3 separate regions of the Mus musculus genome follow, and regions 2 and 3 are each linked to region 1. Evidence: chromatin loops called from intact Hi-C (ENCODE). Cell type or tissue: gastrocnemius. All regions are shown on one strand. Each heading gives the region's core, and the rest is flanking DNA. Links, peaks and the distances in the headings are about the cores only.

Region 1 (7,279 bases), core at 1,336-6,335:
CCAGGAGCAAGAGTAGCTGGAGAAGTTTCAGTAGCTAAAGGTGCTGGAAAGTTATTAAACCAACTCCAGAATCTTAAAAGATTCATCTTTAGATTTCTGCTTCTCTAGAACCAATCCTGGTACCCACTTCTTAGTCAGGGTTCTCTAGAGTCACAGAACTTATGGAATGCCTCTCTCTATTAAGGGAATTTATTGTAATGACTTACAGTCTGCAGTCCAACTAACGCAACAATGGGCAGCTGTGAATGGGAAGTCCAAGAATCCAGTAGTGGCTCAGTCCCATGAGGCTAGTTGTTTCAGCTGGTCTTCTGTAGAAGTAGGTTCCAACAGATGTGCTGGCATGTAAGCGCAAGCAGTCGAAGAAGAGTGAACATTGCTTCTTCCAGAGTCCTTATGTAGGCCACCGGCAGAAGGTGTGGCACAGAGTAAGGTGTGTACCACCACGCCTGGATCTGGGACTTGCTTTGTCCCAGGCTGACCTTGAACTCTGAGATCTCCTTGCCTTAGTCTCCTGGGATTAAAGGCATGCACTACCTTGTCTGGGTCTAAACTTTTCATGGTCACAGTGCCTCAAGATCTCCATGCCAAGATCCAGGTCAGAAACTTGTGTCTTCCAGCCTCAAGGTCTGGTTCATAGGTGTGCCCTCCATTTCTGGATTGTAGTTCACTCCAGATGTAGTCAAGGTGTCAACCAGGAATAGCCAGCGCACTGCGACTTTTTCACTAGGCATGTTCTTGGGTTAACCCATGCCACCATACATAAGAAGCACATTTTTCTTTATCAGTTGGTAGGTAGTACTTTGGGGTTACTTCAACGTTGGGGCTGAGAAACATTTCTTTGAATAGCCATGCACTAGTTACTAGATAATAGTCATGCTCTGGTTCTCGTAGGCATTCATTTATGGGTGGGATTGCTATATGGTGACTCTATAGCTTTCTGAGGAATTTCCTGACATTTTACCTCAGTAGATCAGGAAGGGTTCTCAGTTGTTTTCCAACTTCACCAATACCTTCCTTTTTTCCTTCCTTCCTTCCTTCCTTCCTTCCTTCCTTCCTTCCTTCCTTCCTCCCTTCCTTCTTCCCTTCCTCCCTTCCTACCTCCTTCTCCTCTGTGCATGTGAAATCACCATTACTCAAGTTTTTGTTGGTGGTGTGTTTCCTTGTACTGGGAAGAACACAGCCTGGCTTTCTTTTGCTATGCTAGATTCTAATCATTATTAAACTCGGATGCCAGAGGCATGCTCAGCAAATACCTGCAGAGTGAGCTTGGAGACCCAAGAAGATGTTCCTTGTTATTTCCCTTCTCTAAGCCCCGGAACGACAGGGGCTGGCAGCTGCCAACCCACACATCCACGAGAGTACCACGGGATTGTAATAACTACACTGTCCCATCCCGGGGTATTTAGTAGTCTCACCTGGGAAGCTCCCTGCACGGAGACCAGCAGGATTTCTCATATAACCAGCATGGAATGAGAAGGAAGAGTCTCAAGTCAGCTGGCAGTCTAAGTGGTGTTGGGGTGGGAAGGGGGAGGGGGCTTTCTGTTCTAAATGCGTCTTCTAAGAGCCCGTGAACACTGCCTAATGAGAAAGCCATTCGTTCTGCCTGAAAGTAGCGGAGAAACAACAACAACAACAAAAAGCAAAACAAAAGTTCCTTTACTGGAAACAGATGGGCCACATCAATTATACATTCAGGAGAACACAGAAGAGGCCAAGTTGTCATGTACCCGAAACAACTCTATTTAGCCAAGTTCCTACCGGGAGTTCACGGACCGTTGAGAATCTCTTGCCCGGTTCTGTTTTTATTTTTCCCAGTGTGCCAGGTCTTGGGTTTGTAAGGTGATGGGAGAGAGGAGAGGTGGTTGTTTCTTGATTTCCTGGGGCGCACCATCCTGTAGATAAAACATCTGTAAAAGAAAAAGACTCATGGATGATGTCTTGCTGACAGTGCCTCAGAGGTCAGGAGCAGGTGAACGAGGGTGGAGTCTCCACCTCCGCCCTTTGTCAACATTTTACCTCAGGTTTTGCTGCGTCAGGAGTAATCTTTCAGAGCCTCCTAATGGCACACACTTCCATCTTTGTTTTTCTGTTCTCTCTCCCTCTCCCTCCTCTTCTCTCTCCTCCCTCTCCTTTCCCCCCTCCCTCCCTCCCTCTCCCTCTCTCTCTCCTCCCTTTTCTCCTCCTGCCCCCCCTTCCCCCAAGTGCAGTGCAGCCCTGGAAGACCTCTCCACAATTGTAGGATTTCAGCTAGGAATCCATTGTTTATCCCATCTTCTCCCTCATGAGGAAGGTTTGCTGAGTTACAGTCCCCGTCTGACTTCAGTAAGCACTGCCTCTGTTGGTCATTTTCCCTTTAGAAACATAGTATATATGTTCATGACCCTGGGAGGGTCCTGGATCTCCTGTCCTTGGAAAAGAGATGCCTTTGGGGCAGTTTTGGGACAGCACCCCTGACCTTGTGTGAAGGAGGTTAAATGTTATTATATAGCAGGGAAAACAGAAAAGATAGAAAAAAAAAATAACATACTTATCATTGTCCAAATATGGCCTTCTTGAACTCTCGGGGCTATTTCAACACTGTGGGGAAATTCCAGAAATCTCTGCCTACAAATATTTCCCTCACCTTATCTGCCTTTGCTGAGAAACCAAAGATAAGCTTGGTATCAGTAAATACGAGTGTCTGAAGAAGAACAGCTCCAGCTCCGGGGGCCCAGAGTGCTGTGCCCAGCCCTGTATCCTTGTCAAGCCCCTTTCAGCTTTACCTAGTCTTCAGCCACATGTTAGCCTCCAGTGGTTTTTCACGTTCTGGTGAACCCCCATCCATAAAATTACTTTTGTTGTTTCATAATCTAATTTTGCTACTGTTATGAATCCTAATGTAAATATTTTTGGAGATAGAGCTTTGTCAAGGGGGTCGCGACCCACAGGCTGAGACAGCTACCCTAGTGCTTAAGGCTGGGTGGTGAGATGCTGGCTTGCTTTCTACGCGGAGGTGCAAGATCCCTGAGCCCTAAGCTGAACTACTTGGAAAAGAAATTCTGCCCGTGGAACGCACGGCTTTTATCTTTGCTTTTCTTGGTCCACTGAGTCACTGAGATAGACTCAGCAGACCCCAGTTTATACTCATAGTGCCAAGACAAACATCCGTGGCTCTCCGTCCCTCTGTTTGTGTACATGACTAATCTTACAGATTTCGCCCAGCTGAGCTCCTCTGCTTTTGACCAAAGCGTACACTGAGAACTTGACTATAGAAATAAAAACAGAATCATGTACAGCCAAGCTGCCCTAGAACACTTAACGTGCCTTTTCTTGGCAAAGTTCTTTTAACTCTTCCGGATAGCGTTTTGAGAGGCATTCCAAAACTCGGGCAGAGTTCGAGTTTCAGCTCTGATTGTGGTATGTTATAAAATTAGGCAAGATTGTAGGTTACCAGGAATTTGGACCTGCGTGATTCGCGGGTTTACTGGGATGTGAGTCTGGGTGTATCCAGCCTGGGTTGTTTATTTACGCAGAGAATTGAAGGAAGAGTTCAGAAACATCCTGTTACAGGATGTGCGGATGGGCCAGCCTGAGTTTGAAGAGAGAGGAAATCTGGAGAGACTCGTATCAGCACTGCCCTCTAGTGGCTGTGTGCAGTTTTAATGAATTAAAAAAAAAACCCTTCCAGTTCTCCCATTTACCTTAGCAAGCTTCCAGATCGTGTATGGGGAAAGACAAAGGGACAGGAAGGTTGACAGAGTAGCAGGGAACAAGGAAAGTTAGTAAGGATTGTTCAGCACAGGGAATCTGAAGAGATTCAGTGAGCCTACTCCACGCACAGGACACACAGGCAGGCAGGCAGGCAGGCATACATGCCTGCGTTCATGTGTGCGCACGCGCGCTCCGCCCCCCCCCCCCCCAAGTTATTCTAGCTAAAAATCTTTATTCAGGATGGACTTAAGGGCTTTCAGCTTCCTTCCAGCTCTTTCCATGCTTAGGTGAGTCACTGCGGCCTGAGCATAGGAGCCCGGGTTGCTGGTTAGACCAGGATCGTTTATTGAACTTTCTAACCCTCCTCTGCGTTGCCTTTAGGGCTTTCTCCTGTCCTTGCACTCAGCTCCCCACGGAAGAGCTAGTGGTCCAGTCCCTCAGGTGCCTGAGGAGCGGCCAGGGTTAGAGTTGCCTCAGCCCTTAGGGAATGTCAGGAATGCTGAGACTGTCTGGCGCTGCTGCTTCTCAGACCCCCGGGGGAAAGGAAGTTTTGGATCAGAGCTGTGGAAGGAGCAATCTTTACCTCTGACCACAGTTACCTAAAGATGTGGCACTGACCCTTCTACCCAAGTGTCGGTTGCCGGAAATCCCCTTGTCTGTTCGTCTGGAAGCAGAGGTCTCTGGGAAAGGCTGCATAGCAAACTATAGATGTGTGAAATTATTTGACATTTCATTCCTTATCCTGAGATTTCAGAGTCTGAATGAAAATGGGCATCTTCTTATGTCATGCATTGGGGCTCAAATGTTGCATGCTCTATCTGGTTTGCTAAGCCAAAGAACTTTTGCTAACTGTTTTTTTTTTTTTAATAGAAAGGGAAGAAAAAAAAAAAAAAGCCAGGGACTGGCTCCCAAGTGTCACCACACAACAGTTGTTCTGACTCTCCGTCCCCAGTCTGAATTTGGCTACATTTGTGTCTGCGTTTAACTCACACAAGTATAAGGACAGCCGTCAGAGGAGCCAGAAACTACATCGAGAGCGCAACTGCTTTCGCAACAGCCTTTGTGACAACTAGAGTCGCTCAAGAGAATGATTTCTTTTCTGAGATGGACTCTGGGGCTCCACCCTTCTCAACTCAGCCGTTGTTCTACAATATATCTGGCCTTCGATGGAGACTTACCGTAACCTTCAAACACCACAACCTTATCACAGCTGCCACCCTGTCCCTTCTGTTGCTTCCCTGGAAACCTCTGTGGAGGGGCACTTCTCCTTGTGTTCAGGAAGTGCAAACATTAACATAAGAGCAGTTTAGTGAGGATATTTGCTTGCATCTGGGTACAAACATGAAAGGGTTCCCCCCCCCCCCGTAATTGTTACTAAGTGTACTCTGTCAAAATTCTCTGCCTGCCACTTGCCATAAGCCTCCTTAGTGGCACCTCAGCTCAGTGCCCTGGATCCCGAAAGTCTTAAGGCTGGCAGTATTCATTTTCAATGTCTAAAGTCAGTTGCTTTCAAAGTCTCTGCCTCCTCCTTCAAAGAGGTAGAGGTGATAATCCTTAGTATTAGCACCCCCCCCCACTTACTCCCCAGCCCAACCCCGACAACACTTGCTATAGGATCTGAAGGCTCTTCCTTGCCCTAGAGAGGCTGCTGTGTTCTCTGTAGGGCGTAGCTGCTTATTTGACCAGTGTTGACTACGTGGCTCTGTTTCTTTGGAGTTTTACATAGAAAATCTCATGTCTCTGGCTTTTCCCCCTCTCCAGACAGGGTTTCCCTGTGTAACCCTGGCTGTCCTGGAACTCGGCTCTGTAGACCAGGCTGGCCTCGAATTCCAGAGATCTGCCTGCCTTGGTTTCCCGAGTGCTGGGATTAAAGGCGTGTGCCCCCTGAGCCGGTTCATGTGCTGGCTCTTAGGAGGACTATACCACATATCCTTGGGGATGCTGAGTCCCCGAGGTGCGGTGATCTGCTTCGCGCCACGATACGTGCTTAATTGAGAAGCTTGTTGACTTAAACCCAGCTACCTTCTAGCCTTCTTTGTAGTTGATAAGAGCTATAAGAAACCCTTTGGTTTTTGCTACTCCAGAGAGTATCCAGTCTGGACAGCTGGCACATCCTCTGCACGTTAGCTTGTCTCTCCGGCTCCTCCTTCTGGCTCTCGAGGACCATGTGCTGGCTCAGTTCAGAGATGGTGACTCTTTCCTCTCCAAGTCACTCTTCACTCCACAGCTTGGTGTTGACAGTGGCGAGTCACATCTCTATCACGGCCTCGTCCTGTGGAGGCCTAGCCCAGTTCTCTCCAAGCAAGAAGGGACTTTGGCAGGGACTCCGGCTACTCTGTAAATTGCATCATTTGTTTTCTCGAAAGTTTTTCATCAAACAACTGCGTCTACAGAAAGGTTGACTTCCTGCAATCCCCGTTCCTCAGATCTGCGGAGTTCTTTAAACATGGACTGTAATGCAGAGTTTTATGTTGTTCTTAGTGATACTCAGTATACAGTATATTAAAGTGGAGGTAACCCAACAGTAGTAAGTGTCTATTCAGGGGAAACTAGACCCCCTCCAGATCAAAGGGACGCCAACTCTCTGGCTGTGGTAGAGACCAGATAGTTCAGTTGGGTCAGGTCACCACTGCTCTTCTAAAAAAGGCAGGACCACCCCAGGAAGGTAGACTCACCTCAAGTCATTCTTAAAACAAAAACAAAAACAAAAACAAAAACAAAAAAAACAGAAGGAGGTAGAATAATTATCCCTTTAAAGGCTACTATTCTTTTCTTTTCCTTCCCAGAATTCCTGCTCCCTAGTTCGGTCCCGGCCAACTTTGGGCCTGTCCATCTTTCTCTAAGATGCAACTTTTCTGCTTTCTCTCCCCAGTTTTTATTTGGGATGTTGGTCAGAGCCTAAATCTGTTTCTTCTGGTCCATTGGGGTATAAGAGGAATGTCTCGTCTTCCTATGGCCTTTAAAGTCCCTATTGTTCAGTGGCTCTCTTCATTCTCTCTTTTCCTATCTGGGTCTTCGTCTTCCACTGTTGGAATAGAGCCTACCTTTCTACAGTACTTCCCTCCTTTCTGGGGAGGCAGAGGAGGAGAGGGAACATCCCTTCCTAGCATCTCCTTCAAAGGAGATTGTGCGAACATTCTAATAGCGCTGGCTTTTGTGTCCTATTGATCTAGTTAGACTGGTATGTCCATCTGAAGATCAGACATCAGTGAGGGAACTGGGGCCTCATGGATGCTACGGCATCTTATGGAAGTTACTAAGGAGACTGTGATCATGGACACAACAGCCCACTTCCTCTCTGGGAGCATGGTTTGTCACATTCTGCGATATTCTCTTGTACTTGATAAAAGTCTGCTATTTGTATGCTTTACCTCAGATCTCCTAGCCTTGTGTGAGATCCAGTGAAGGAACTAATAACAGACCACTCACAAATTCATTTAAATACATGTAATTTAGTGCTAAATTTAGATCCTTGAATTCGTCTATGGCAATTGATTCAATAGGAGTAAAGGTCATTATGTCAGAGTTGATTGGAACACATTTCTGTTCACTACTGTGGCCATGGCCTTTGCTGTCCCTTTAGCTCTCC
Region 2 (5,000 bases), core at 1-5,000, 650 kb before region 1:
TATATAGGTCCTATATCATTCTAATATAGTGCACTATAATATGATCATCCCTGAGTGCTCTTGAGTGGTCAGTTGCAGACCCACCACACACACCGTAATCTGTGCATGCTCAAGTCCCTAACATCAGATAATGTGATTTTGCATATAACCTATGTTTCCTTCCTTATCTTAAATCATCTCATCTCTTAAATGATGTATGCCTTGTATAATGTAAAAACTATGTAAACAATAATTTATCATGTATTTAGGGGATGTCACAAGGAACATTTTATATGTCATTAGCCTATATGAATATTTTCCAACGATTTTTGATCCATAGTTAGCCAAAAGCTACATTCATGGAAGGTTATGTTTTAAAATACTTGACAACTGTTGCTTATATTAAGATCAAAGCTATACCCTATCTAACATTCACACCACACCCAGGGGCCAGGAAAGAAAAAAAAAAAAAAACACAAGATTCAAACTGAGGTTTGCCGAATCTAAGTATCTGAAACTAAACTTTTGTAAATCACAACCCCAGGAGCACTATATTAAGCTTGACAAGACTTGACGAGTGGATTTATAAAATAATTTCCTAGAGAAAGTTTTATAGTTAGGATCCAGAGAAAACTTGGAGAGAGAGAGAGAGAGAGAGAGAGAGAGAGAGAGAGAGAGAGAGAGAGAGAGAGAGAGATCCTGAAAGCCAACTTCATAACTCCGTTACCATGGATTTTGAAGAAACCTTAGTAGCATACACTAACTGAAATGGATAAAGAAGTGGAATAACTACAGAAAATACACACAGCCCTTAAAAAAAAGGCCACTTCTGGGATTTTTATCAATTTGATAATCCATGTACTAGCAGCTGGGATAAATTGTTGCAACTGCCCAAATCCCTGGATATTGCAGCTTACCTGGTGGCAATGCTGGTTCTGTTGGAAACAGTGGTATGCCTACAAATAAATAGAGATGCCTGCATTGATCTATATTTCCATAAAAGAAGACCCACCTAATTTACATACAGCTCTTTGTCTTCTAGGAAAATATTTTAAGAAAGAAAACATAAAAGAGGGATATGAGAAGCAAGACATAAATGTTTTAGAAAATAATTGGGAAGTTATTTTGTCTGGTTGGTTGGTTGGTTGATTTTTTTGTTGTTGGGTTTTTTTGTTTGTTTGTTTTAGCTCCATGGACTGGAGATTGAAATGAGTTCTTATTCTCTGTCTCAGGCTTCTAATTGTAACCATTTGCCTGAGGGAAAAATTATCTATGCTTTTTATTTTTAACAGTAAATTAAGCAAGGTCCATACTTACAGTCTTCTGGGTGAACACATTTAAGAGTCGTCTCATCCAGGATCATATTCTTGGGGCAATATGGCAAGCATCCTTCAACCCTTTTAGTGGAAAACATAAATGAAGTAAGTGTAAATAGAAAGATCTACATTAAATATTTGTAGCTGAGGTTTGGTATGCCTAAACTTTCTCCATGTTCGTCATCAGGCACATAGGAGAACTCCGTTTGCCACTACTGCATGATAGCTATGAAATTTATAAAACTGCAAACCAGGGGCTCATACAGATCACTATGGGGAAGGTTATGGAGGTAGAATTTGAACACAGAATGTCCAAAGCACATGCTTATGTCTGGGACACACTAAACTCGTGTTCTTAGAAATGGGTAGAAACATAGAGGAACAATCTGTGGAAGTTTCAGGTTTTTTGCTTGTTTGTTTGATTGGTTGGGTTATTTTGCTATAGTGTATTATTTACTTTTACTTCTTTATTATAAATGTGTGTGTGTGTGTGTGTGTGTGTGTGTGTGTGTGTGTGTGTGTGTGTGAATCCAGAAGAGAGTGTCAAATTCCCTGGAGATGGTGTTACAGGCAGTTGTGAGATGTCTGTTGCGAATAATGGGGACATAACTCGAGTCTTCTGTGAGAAGCAAGTGCTCTTAAGGATAGAGCCATCTACTCAGCCCACACTTTCACTTTCTGTGTACTTGACATCCTAGTGGATCGCTATGATATTTGATTGTTATTGCCCTGAAGAGGTCTGTAGAACAAAACAAGATCAGCAGTAGCTTCCCCTGCCTGTTATTCAGTCCTAAGCTTCCTGAAAAGAGACTTGAGATCTCAACGGAAAAGCAGGAGAGGTGCATAGACGAGGTTCTTTTCATATAAGCAGGGGGCAATAATGGCGGAGGCAGAAGTTCTCGGGAGCTTTAGAGTTTGTACCAAAACTCGTTGCAGTGATACAGGCGGATGTGTTTATAGTTCCAGGTTCAAGACCTAGCAAGGGTAGTTTGAATAAAGAACCCCATTCCTCATATGAGGTACAGAAAGAAGTAAGTCTCAGAAGTTTCAAGATGCCATTGGCTTGAGAACTGTGTACACAATCCAGAAGACAGGGTGTAGGCTACTATTCTTCCCCAGGAAGAGAGCCAAAGTATGACTAAGATCCTATTTCCCTGCCATCCTGTGGAAGCTAGTGTCCAATGTATCCTTATTGGGGAAAAAATGTAATCTTCCCTGTGCAGCCAAGTCTAGTTATTAGATTCTAACATGCCACAGAGAATTTATGAGGATCCTTGTATGCAGAGGCTGGTTATCTGTCTCTCACGTACACTAGCAGGCTGTAATAGTATTATTAAGATTTTTCAAAACACTTCCTATTGCTTCATCTGTTAGTTATCTGGACAGAGACACTCAGTGTTTCTACTCCGGATAAATACTAACTTGACTTACAGGTCAGCAGCAGCAGAGGGCAGTGTTGGCGAAGCAAACGCCTTCCCCTACTGAACAGGCTTAATGAGGGATGGTTAGCGAAGCCTTAGATACCACGTTTACAAATGATTCCTTTAAAATATGAATAGTTGGTTTCTACGTGATCAGCTGCTTGTTTTGTACAATGGACTTGAGTAATAAACCTTTAACCACTTATATAATCCTATTTTAAATTTTATCAGGCAGCAGAGAGAAGTTAAAGTTATAAGAGAGTTGACAAACTACAGACAGTGGATTACAGTTGAATGCAGTAATCCATGTGTGTGTGAGTGTGTCTGTGTGTGTGTGTGTGTGTGTGTGTGTGTGTGTGTGTGTGTGTGTGTGTGTTACTCAATTATTTTTTTCAGTTTCTTTGTAAAGGACAAAATTCATGCCTATTCTCTTGAGCCATTTTCCAAAAGCTATTATTTTCTCCCTTATCTGTAACTTTATAGTCACACATGACAAGATCCTGTTGGCTTTGCTATGCAGCTAATATTATGCCCAACTTCCAAAGGATAGAATCCCTCAGTGTGAAAAAGCTATTATAAAATACAGATAATAGGAATTTACATATGTGCCCCACAATACACCGCTTGACACATTTTCTCACAAACAGCACTCATTTTCATGGAGCACCTTGTTTTCTAACAGTTGCTTGGTATCAGCAACAAGAGTGATTGATGGTTCATTTGGGCACTTGAAAGAAGGGGTGCAGGGTCACATTGAAGCCCAGCTTAGTGCATGAGTCCCCTTGGACCATGGGCACAATCAAGAGTCAGCCTAGATACTTCAGCATACAGGATAAGAGAGAAAGAAAGGATGAGCAGAAATAAGAAAGATCTTGGCATATATAAATTTCTTCCAACATCTTTAAGGGACCCCACCACCACCACCACCACCAATCCTTCCTACAACAATAAGAACTTAAAGACAATATACTAGGGGCACTGGGGAGTCAGTGTTAGTCACCTCAGATACTGTTAATAAGTGTAATATAAGCTTATTAGTAATAGCATCAATAATAAGTAATAAGAGCTTACTTCCTCCCCAGCTCCCCTGGGATCATTGTTACCATGTGATCATGCAGCAACCTCACCTCCTTATAGCTACCAGAAGGGTCATGATGAGACATATTTGTGACTGTGAATAAGCCCAAATGTAGTAAACAATTACACGCACACACAGACGGGCATGCACACATGCACACATGCACAGGTAAAGAAAGCAAGTAGAATTTTCTCTTCTTCCCTTACACTCCCAGCACTAGGTACACAGGGCACAGGGAGTCAAACTCTTTTCCCTCAGGTTGTGAGGCTTAGCTAGAGCTGAGTGACCTCTGAGTTTCAGTGGCCCTGCTCTAGATAAGGGAGTAATGCTATTAGCCATTCCACAGCCCTAGGAAATACCACCTTAATGTGCTGTTGACAGACTGTATCCTTTAAAAAAGACTGCGCGCTCCTAAGATAGCCCATTTCTCAATTTTTCACACACCAAGGGCATTTCACGATACCAGAGAGTAATGATCATTCTGAGAAGCGCCTAGGTCTTTATTATAAAATGACTTCAAAATAATCCCTCCCACTATGAGTCCATTTCCAGTTCCTCCTTCACAGCAAAATCTTTGCTTATAAAAGCTTCTTACACTTCCTGCTTCCGTCCTGCCTCTTCCTCGCATCCAGGGTACCAAACGCTACGAAGGATTCTCAGTCTTCAGCTTAATATCCTAGGAAGTAAACATCTTTTCCTTATCTCATCAAAGGTCAATACAGCGTTCCATGGAGTTAAGTGATTTGAACTTTCTGATCATTGTCCAGCGTTCATCTCTGTGAACTGAAGCTCCCAGAGAAAGCCACCCATGTGTTAAAACTTCCACAAGGCTGGGAAATGGTGGGTTAGAACTGCCAGAAGGAGGGGGCCTGGAAGGTTGCAGATCTGGAGCTGAGATCTCTTAGGCTGTCTTTGGTTTCCGTTAACACCCAACATTGTTCCCCGCTGCTCATCTGACCTAACAATCTTACAAATCAAATAACATCTTTGGGGAGGTTGCTAGTATAACAGAACAAACTAGCTTCCACTGACCCAAAATCCCAGATGCATCCAAAGCCCATAGCAAATATTTCCCACTTTGCTGTCATCTGCCAACCTCAAATTCCTATTAGTATATTTGAAAAAGACCTTTATTTATGTCTTTCTTTCATTCTTTAGTATAAAAACATCTTGGAAACCCTTTCCACATTGGAACATGGCATTTGG
Region 3 (7,279 bases), core at 1,395-6,394, 110 kb before region 1:
AGAACCAGGATCCACCCAGCCCCAAATGTCAATATGTGGAGAAACCCAGCTCCCAGCCTTAGAGGGTTATTTCACCCGGTGGAGTCTGCACGTAAAGATGATATGCAAACATCTGGCCGTTGACGGTTGACTCAGCTAAACACTCTGCTATAATGTTGGAAGAAGCCTGGTTGTGCAATACATCTTTGGGAATATGGAGAATGCCAAAGCCAAGACAAAGGGTATAATAAGCGATAACAATAACAAAATGGAGTGCTTTGTACCTTAATAATCTCTTTCATCCACTCTTCCCTGGGGACTTTATAGACTAGCAACTGCTCTGGTTCCCACCTCTTACCTTTTATCTAAGGACCTGAGGCGCTTTCACAGTGCTCTGACGACGGAGGTATCATTAGCCCATTTTATATGCAGGTAAACAGAGGCACAGAAGTTAAGCAACTTACCCAAAGCCAAGCAAGCCAGCACTCCTGACTCAGAGACGATTAAGAGATAAATTTGTATTTATAAGTGTTACCCTTGTTCATTCAAGGTGTATTGCTTTCAAGTTAATACATATTCCTTACCTTGTCTTTTTCTCCTTTCTTCCACTTCCCAGACAGAAACCTATGATTGTTTGAAATCTTATTATCAGAAGTAGTCCTTGAATCAAGCACACCACAATCAGAGTCGACTCTTAAAACAGCTTTTAAAAACGAGGTACTGTATTTCATAGTAAAGAAAGCGACTGAATTCAGAGAATTTAAACATACATTAAAGATCCCTGTGGTAATTTACATATGCGTATCCAGGCTGAGCCTGTCCTCTTTCCAGCGCTGTGTTTAATCCTTCCAAGTGAGCATTCTCAGGTAACTAACTCAGGAATGTGAACCTATATAGCCAGGCTCCAGCTTGCCTCAGAAAACAAGCCCGAGAAACCAACACAGCACACCTAAGTTGGTACCAGCTAGGCTCGCAGTCAGCCTGGTTTTTTTGTTTTGTTTTTTTTTTTTAATCCTTCTTGGGTGGGGTGCGGGGAGAGGCCTTTTACCAAGCAACTTTCTAAGCCTTCTCCAAGTTAATCGTATGTCCAGCCCAACAGGCAGACCAAAGACCAGAATTGCTTCTGAGAAATGCAAGACTGTGAGTCACTATAGCCTGTGCCCATTGCTGTGGCGTGTTACCTGCTGCCTCCTTACCTACATTGTGTCACCTGAGCAAAACGACGATGAATCGTTCGGTCAGCCTATGTGCCTCCGGACTCTTACTGTTTGGGAAACACGGTTTCATAGCTCCTGAAAATGATGCACTCTGACATTGCACAGATGTGAGAGATAAGTCCCCTTAGCTCTGATCGCAGGTGAGGATGGACTGACTCATGCCTGGGCATAGAAAAGATGGAAAGTCAGAGACTCTCCAGCTTTAGGTCGATGGTGGGGAGATTTGCTGCTAAATCTGCCTATAAGCGGTGTAGAGACAGCGTGAAGACCGCATGGGTTGCCAACAAGATCTTGAAAGAATAAAAAACTCTTGATAATTCATCGATCATTTTAGCATCTCCTTTTAGCTAACTTTTTTTTTTTTTTTAAATCACGACACTCGCTGCTTTTGAAGGGGCTTGCTGGGTTTCTCAGTCTCCTACCTGCCACCCCCCTGGCGTCTAGAAAGAGGGAGGGAAGGGCGGCGAGGGAAAGGGACCATGTGGGTATTTCCCCACCCTGGCGAGCCAGGTCCTGAATCATCCCCTAGCTGGTAGCACTTTTCCTCCGGCAAGTCACAACTTTCCCTAGAATAATACGGTCTTGTACTTAAAAGGAAGAGTGGTGGGAGACCCGAGGGGCGGGGAAGAGGAGTGAGGAGAGAGAGGGGCGTGGATCGGCCGATCCCGCCCTAGAATCTGCGGAGCTGGAAGGCAGCCCGCAGTGAAGTTGCGAGCCTGGGTAGGAGGTGTCCGCTCTGAGTGCGATTCCCGGGAGGGAGGAGTCAGGGCGGCGGGAGGGGCGGGGCGCCGCGCACCTGAGCGCGGAGGGCGGGGCTTCGGCGGTACTTCTCCGCCCCCTTTCGGGCCGCAGGGACTCGGCCCTTTCCGCCCCGCTTCGGCCCCGCTCGGTTCCCGCCCCCCTCCGCCCCTCGCTCGCTCCCTCCCTCCAGCCAGGGACTGCCCCCAGCTCAGGCCGGCGAGTTTGCCGGGGCTGGTCGTGCGCGTCCCGGACGCTCCGGCTCACCTGGACAACCCTCATCCCCGCCACGCTCCTTGTCCCACCTAAAAACTTCTCGGAGGTAAGGGGCTCTTCCGGGCCACCCGCACGGGACTCGCGCACGGGTCTCCTCTCCGCTGGACACGTCCCCCCCGGTTCCAGCCGGCTGGTGGCTCTCCGCGTCCCGTCTCGGAATGGAGGCGTCTGCGGCGCGGAGCTCAGGCCCGCGCGAGCGGAATGGGAGTCCCGGGGAGCTGTGCACACAGGTGGCAGCGGCGCGGGTGTCCCGGTGCGGGGTCGGGGACCTGGGTGCGACGGGGAGGGCGGCGAGGGTGGGGCCCATCTCTTCCTCTCTCTTCCTTCCCCGGGGTCGGATTTCTCGGGGTGCACCGCAGAGGTACGTCCTGCGAACTTGGCGGCTGGGACGCGCGGCCACGCCGAGGGCGCGGCGATCGCTGTCTCGCGGCCACCCCGGGACCTGACGCCGCGCCCCCTCCCCCGCCCCGTGTGCTTCCTTGCAGAGCGTCGGTCCGGCAGCGCGCTCACCCCGCGCAGTCCCCAGCGCATTCTCGCTTCCCGGGCAGGCGGCGGCGCCGGCGGGAGACAGGAGTCGCGGCGTGAGGGGCGCCCCCGCCGGCCCCTCTGGGAACATGGCGACCGGCGGCTACCGGAGCGGCGGCAGCACCACCACGGACTTCCTGGAGGAGTGGAAGGCGAAGCGCGAGAAGATGCGCGCCAAGCAGAACCCCGCGGGCCCGGGGTCGAGCGGCGGGGATCCAGCCGCCAAGTCCCCCGCGGGATCGCTGACCCCGACCGCGGTCGCGGGAACCTCGGAGCTCAACCACGGCCCCGCGGGCGCGGCCGCACCTGCCGCCCCCGCGCCCGGCGCCCTGAACTGCGCTCACGGCTCGTCCACGCTGCCCCGCGCGGCTCCCGGCTCCCGGCGGGCGGAGGACGAGTGCCCTAGCGCCGCTGCGGCCTCGGGAGCGCCTGGGTCCCGGGGCGATGAGGAGGAGCCGGATAGCGCCCGGGAGAAGGGCCGCAGCTCGGGACCCAGCGCCAGGAAAGGCAAGGGGCAGATCGAGAAGAGGAAGCTGCGGGAGAAGCGCCGCTCCACCGGCGTGGTCAACATCCCCGCGGCGGAGGTGAGCCGGGCGGGGCGGGCCGGTGCGGGGCTCGGGGCCGCCTCCCGAGTCTTCCACCAGGGAGCTCCCTCGGTCCGGGGCCCGGAGTTCCCTTCCACTCTCTGCAGCGGGGATGGAGTTTTACTTGGAGTAAATGATTGCTGGGAAGTTACCCCGACCCAGAAAAGTTGGACACGTGCTCTTTTTTCCGCCCCTGGAACCGGATTATTGCTTTAGAATGATAGACAGTTGGTATTCCCCAGGATTTGGCAGCCTAGACTTCTGTCTGTCTGTCTGTCTGTCTGTCTGTCTCTGAGTCTGTGTGTGTGTGTGTGTGTGTGTGTGTGTGTGTGTGTGTGAGAGAGAGAGAGAGAGAGAGAGAGAGAGAGAGAGAGAGAGAGAGAGAGAGATCAAGTGTTAGGGAAATCGATTCGTGGAGGTGATGACGTCTTCTGATTTCCCACGTGTCCATCTCGGGCTATCAGGTTGTTTTATCTCCACTTCCCTAGCAGTGTTTACAAGCAAAGGCACCTTTAAAGAAAGCGTAGCCTTAGCAATAGCTAAGCGTTATCTCGCAGTAAACCCGTGTTAAAGTCGCCCCAGCGGTATTTTGGACAGCAGAGATGCTGTAGCAACTAAGTTCTGGAGTCTCAGCAACTAATTGTGGTCTTGAACAATCGGGAAAATATTTGTTGGAGGTGTGTGTTCTTTATGTTTGGTGTGTGTGTGTGTGTGTGTGTGTGTGTGTGTGTGTGTGTGTGTGTGTGTTATATCACCAAACATTTCTTCTAGCATCAGGAACGTTCTATTAGAGATCTTGAAACTTTGAAAGATTTTTAAGCAAGTGTATAATCACACCTTCATCTACCTGAAAGGAAGCAATTCCAAAACTCTGGGAAGTGGTTTGACCTCTGTTTTTCACTCGAGGAAGCCACATCTTTTACTCTATGGCTTTTTAGTTTTAACTCTCCACCCACAACTTTTTAATTCTTGGCCTTGTTAGCCATTAAAGGGCTGTTAAAATATTTACTAACTTTGGGCTGAGAATGTAGCTCAGTGATAAAGCATTTGCTTAGCACCATTAAGGCCCAGTGTTTGGTCCCCAGCACTGCTTAAACAAAACAAAACAAAACAAAACAAAACAAAACAAAACATAAAATGACATTAGAAGCCAGGCATCAAGGCTCACACCTGTGATTCCAGTCCTATGAGGCACAGACAGGAAGGCAGGGAGTTCGAGACCAGTCAGGGCTATGTGTTGGGGAGTCTGTCTCCAGCCCCTAACCCCCACCAATTTACTAACTTTAATTGTGGGCTAGGTAGTTTGTAGTAATGAGTATATTAGGATCATAATTTAAAGTATTACTATGACTTTCATACCTAGAGAATCAGTGTGTCTCTGTAGGATATATTTTTGGATTTTTATGTGAATGTCTCAAGAGATTTTTATCAGCCAGAACAACTGTCCTGGTGGCTTGCCATTTATTCAAGATATCTGCTACTCATTAAAGTTGCTTTCAAAGTAATTCATAAGAATGGTAATCAAATTTCCAGGTTTCTTCTCTCTCTTCTCTCTTTTTTTATTTCAAATGTAAAAATATGAAGGTTAAGGGGAATTGAAGACACAGCTTTGGGAAGGCTGCATTCCTTAGCTTTATTTTTAAAAGCATCTTCTGGTCCAAATAAAAGAACTTGTCATTTCCACTCTTCTTTCAGGGTTCATCTGACAGGAGTCTTATTTTGGGAGATATGTTGGCAGATGTAAAACTTCATTTTTTTGGCCTGGCTGCTTGTGCTAAAATTATATATTTTTTTAATTTACTTTGAACAACAACAAAAACAAAAACAGGAGAAATAAGTAGGGTGTATCTTGTGAGAGGGCAAGAAACATCTTTTGTTAATAGGTCCTCCTCCTCTGAGTGAGTGAGGGAGCCCAGTGCTGGGAATGTAGATGGCTCCCCTCTGTAATTGAGCCTAATACTCTGGAATGTTTTTCGTTTGGGTGTTGGCAACTCCTAAATTTAATCTTCCTTAAAAACAAACAATCCAGGGTACCATTTTTTTCTTTTTTTGGTCTGTGGAATTTGAACCTTTTTTATTGAATAGGGAATTGAGAATTGCTTTCTTTTACTGGTAACCATGGCTCCATTTCAAGCTGGAGGACCCAACAAAACGAAGCCATATTTCACCACAGTATCTAATTAGCAGGCATGCTTCTCCACTGTCTCCTTCCCCGAGCTTTAGAATTTTAGACTTTTTTATTTTATTTTATTTTATTTTTTTATTTCTTAGATGGCTTTACCAGTTGCAGAATATATATTTTAGAATGTTGAGGCTGAACCATTTCCCTGCTTTTCAGGTTGTTGTTGACTTAGAATTACATGCCATTTCTTCTAGTAGAACAGTGAAATCCACTTGCTGCCGGGTTTATGTGGGCTACATAGTCTAACACTCCTGTTCTAGTAAGCTGTATTTTAGAAACTTCTTAGGTACCGCCCACCTGTCAGTAGTGAAACAAAGATATATTTTGTCTACTGTCCAGTGACGCTTGCATTCATTCACACTGTATGCCCAACCAAGTTTATTTCCCCGTTACCCTGCAGTGTGCCTAGAGGACCTTTTTCAGGGTTTGAAAGAAATACTGTTCCTTCAAGAAGTTAGTATTGTTGTCGGTGGTTGTGCATATTTTCCGATCCCACCACAGACGCAGAGACAGGCAGATCTCTCTGTGGTTGGGGCCAGCCTGGAATAAAAAGTGAAACCAGCCTGCTTCCCTTCCCCCCAGGTGTGCTGATTAAACATCCGTGTGGTGAGTGTGTTCTGGTTTTCCCTAGCTCACTTTATTATTCTATTGTCTTAGTTATATTGCTGCAAGGAAACCGGTTAAAACCACCCGATGAGGGCTAGAACACTAGAACACAGGGCTGATACTGTGGGAGTGGAGCGTAAACATCCACATTTCCAGATATCCTTTAATGAGGCCAGCTCTATAGTTTTCATTAATTAGGGTTTTTGAAACTCATTTTCTACCTTTCCAGTGTGGTAGTAACTAGCTGTAAGTGGGATAACCAGTACATGGTATGCTACCTGCTACCTGTTAGTGTTTGTGTTTTTCAAACCAGACAGGTGATCATTACATGCCTGCATTCATGGCCTCTTGTAAAGAAACTGGGCAAAACAGGAATAAAGTGGTATAGATTTGGAGAGAGCAAGGCTGGACTCTAGGAAGAAGGGTAAGACTTAGCCCTGGGTACTAGTGTAAGAGCATGGGACCACAGCCCGCTGTTGGTATTTATTGGCTCTTCGTCTAGAGGGAAGAGAGGATGAAGCTGGGACTAACTTGAGGGTGAGGTTCTTGGGTCAAGCCGCACTGACTTCCGTGCGTACATATTCACTGCATCCGCATATTCTTGCAGATGCTTTCGCAGTATTTTTAAGTGTCAAAGAGTTGTGGTTCTTAACTTTGGCAGCCTGTTGCTATCATGTGCGGAACTTAAAAATAAATGCTCCCCCTTGCTGATTCTTGGCCCTTCCTGCCCTCCACTCCCACTCCCATGTGATTTAATGGGTTTGGGAATGAAGCCCAGGCCTTAATATTTTTTTAATTCCCCATGTAGTTCCACCGTGAGTCAGGGTTAAGAGCCACCAGGTTGCAGTCTGGGGGCATAGAACTGGCTCGAGCACAGGCATTGTCCAGTGATGCTCCCAAGTATAGGAAGGAAACGAGGCAAGAAGGGTGAGTTGTGGCTTCGTGGACTTCCAAAGAGGCAGCACACTGAGGGCTTCTCAGTCTTTGCCTGTCTGTTCTGTTTACAGAGGTACGGCCTGAAGACAGTTACCACAGAAAACAGCACTATTTCCTAGCTAAGGATAGCACTGAAGGCTTTATGTTATAAGCCAACATCTACTTGAACCTTCTACCTGCATAGCGCAGGGCTGAAGTGCTTAAAGGTCAGGGCAGCACTGTAATGTAGCTATTCC

What was found. A loop is a pair of places that touch in the nucleus more often than their neighbours do. Peaks named below come from ENCODE experiments on the same cell type or tissue, not always from the same donor. Only the 100,000 strongest peaks of a DNase experiment are listed, where the experiment ranks them.
Region 2: a loop joins it to region 1, with 2.3 times the contacts of the local background. A loop is called at or near these places in 15 of 42 quality-filtered maps.
Region 3: a loop joins it to region 1, with 2.7 times the contacts of the local background. A loop is called at or near these places in 10 of 42 quality-filtered maps.

Annotation. Positions count from the first base shown.
Region 1 is chr10:108,442,683-108,449,961 of GRCm38, forward strand. All of the region lies in intron 1 of Gm36283 (predicted gene, 36283), which reads left to right. It overlaps Gm36440 (a long non-coding RNA gene), which reads right to left and starts at 2,124. Exons shown (of 2, transcript XR_380772.2): 1 at 2,017-2,124; 2 at 1,636-1,907. In gastrocnemius, for the core only: CTCF peaks have their summits at 3,609 (motif pointing left) and 3,809; DNase peaks (open chromatin) are centred at 3,589 and 4,148; H3K4me3 peaks cover 1,912 bases; H3K27ac peaks cover 2,963 bases.
Region 2 is chr10:107,797,426-107,802,425 of GRCm38, forward strand. Otogl (otogelin-like) reads right to left here. Exons shown (of 58, transcript NM_001177567.2): 35 at 1,297-1,376; 36 at 897-935. Among named protein-coding and RNA genes, the nearest start is that of Ptprq, 80 kb to the left of the region's middle. In gastrocnemius, for the core only: a CTCF peak has its summit at 2,748 (motif pointing right); a DNase peak (open chromatin) is centred at 2,747.
Region 3 is chr10:108,329,993-108,337,271 of GRCm38, forward strand. It overlaps Gm40755, which reads right to left and starts at 3,011. Exons shown (of 2, transcript XM_017314170.2): 1 at 1-3,011. The coding sequence starts at 2,741. The coding sequence ends at 1,785. It overlaps Pawr (PRKC, apoptosis, WT1, regulator), which reads left to right and starts at 2,197. Exons shown (of 7, transcript NM_054056.2): 1 at 2,197-2,256; 2 at 2,696-3,319. The coding sequence starts at 2,825. In gastrocnemius, for the core only: a CTCF peak has its summit at 3,384; DNase peaks (open chromatin) are centred at 2,036, 2,352, 2,868, 3,149 and 1 more place; H3K4me3 peaks cover 2,512 bases; H3K27ac peaks cover 1,457 bases.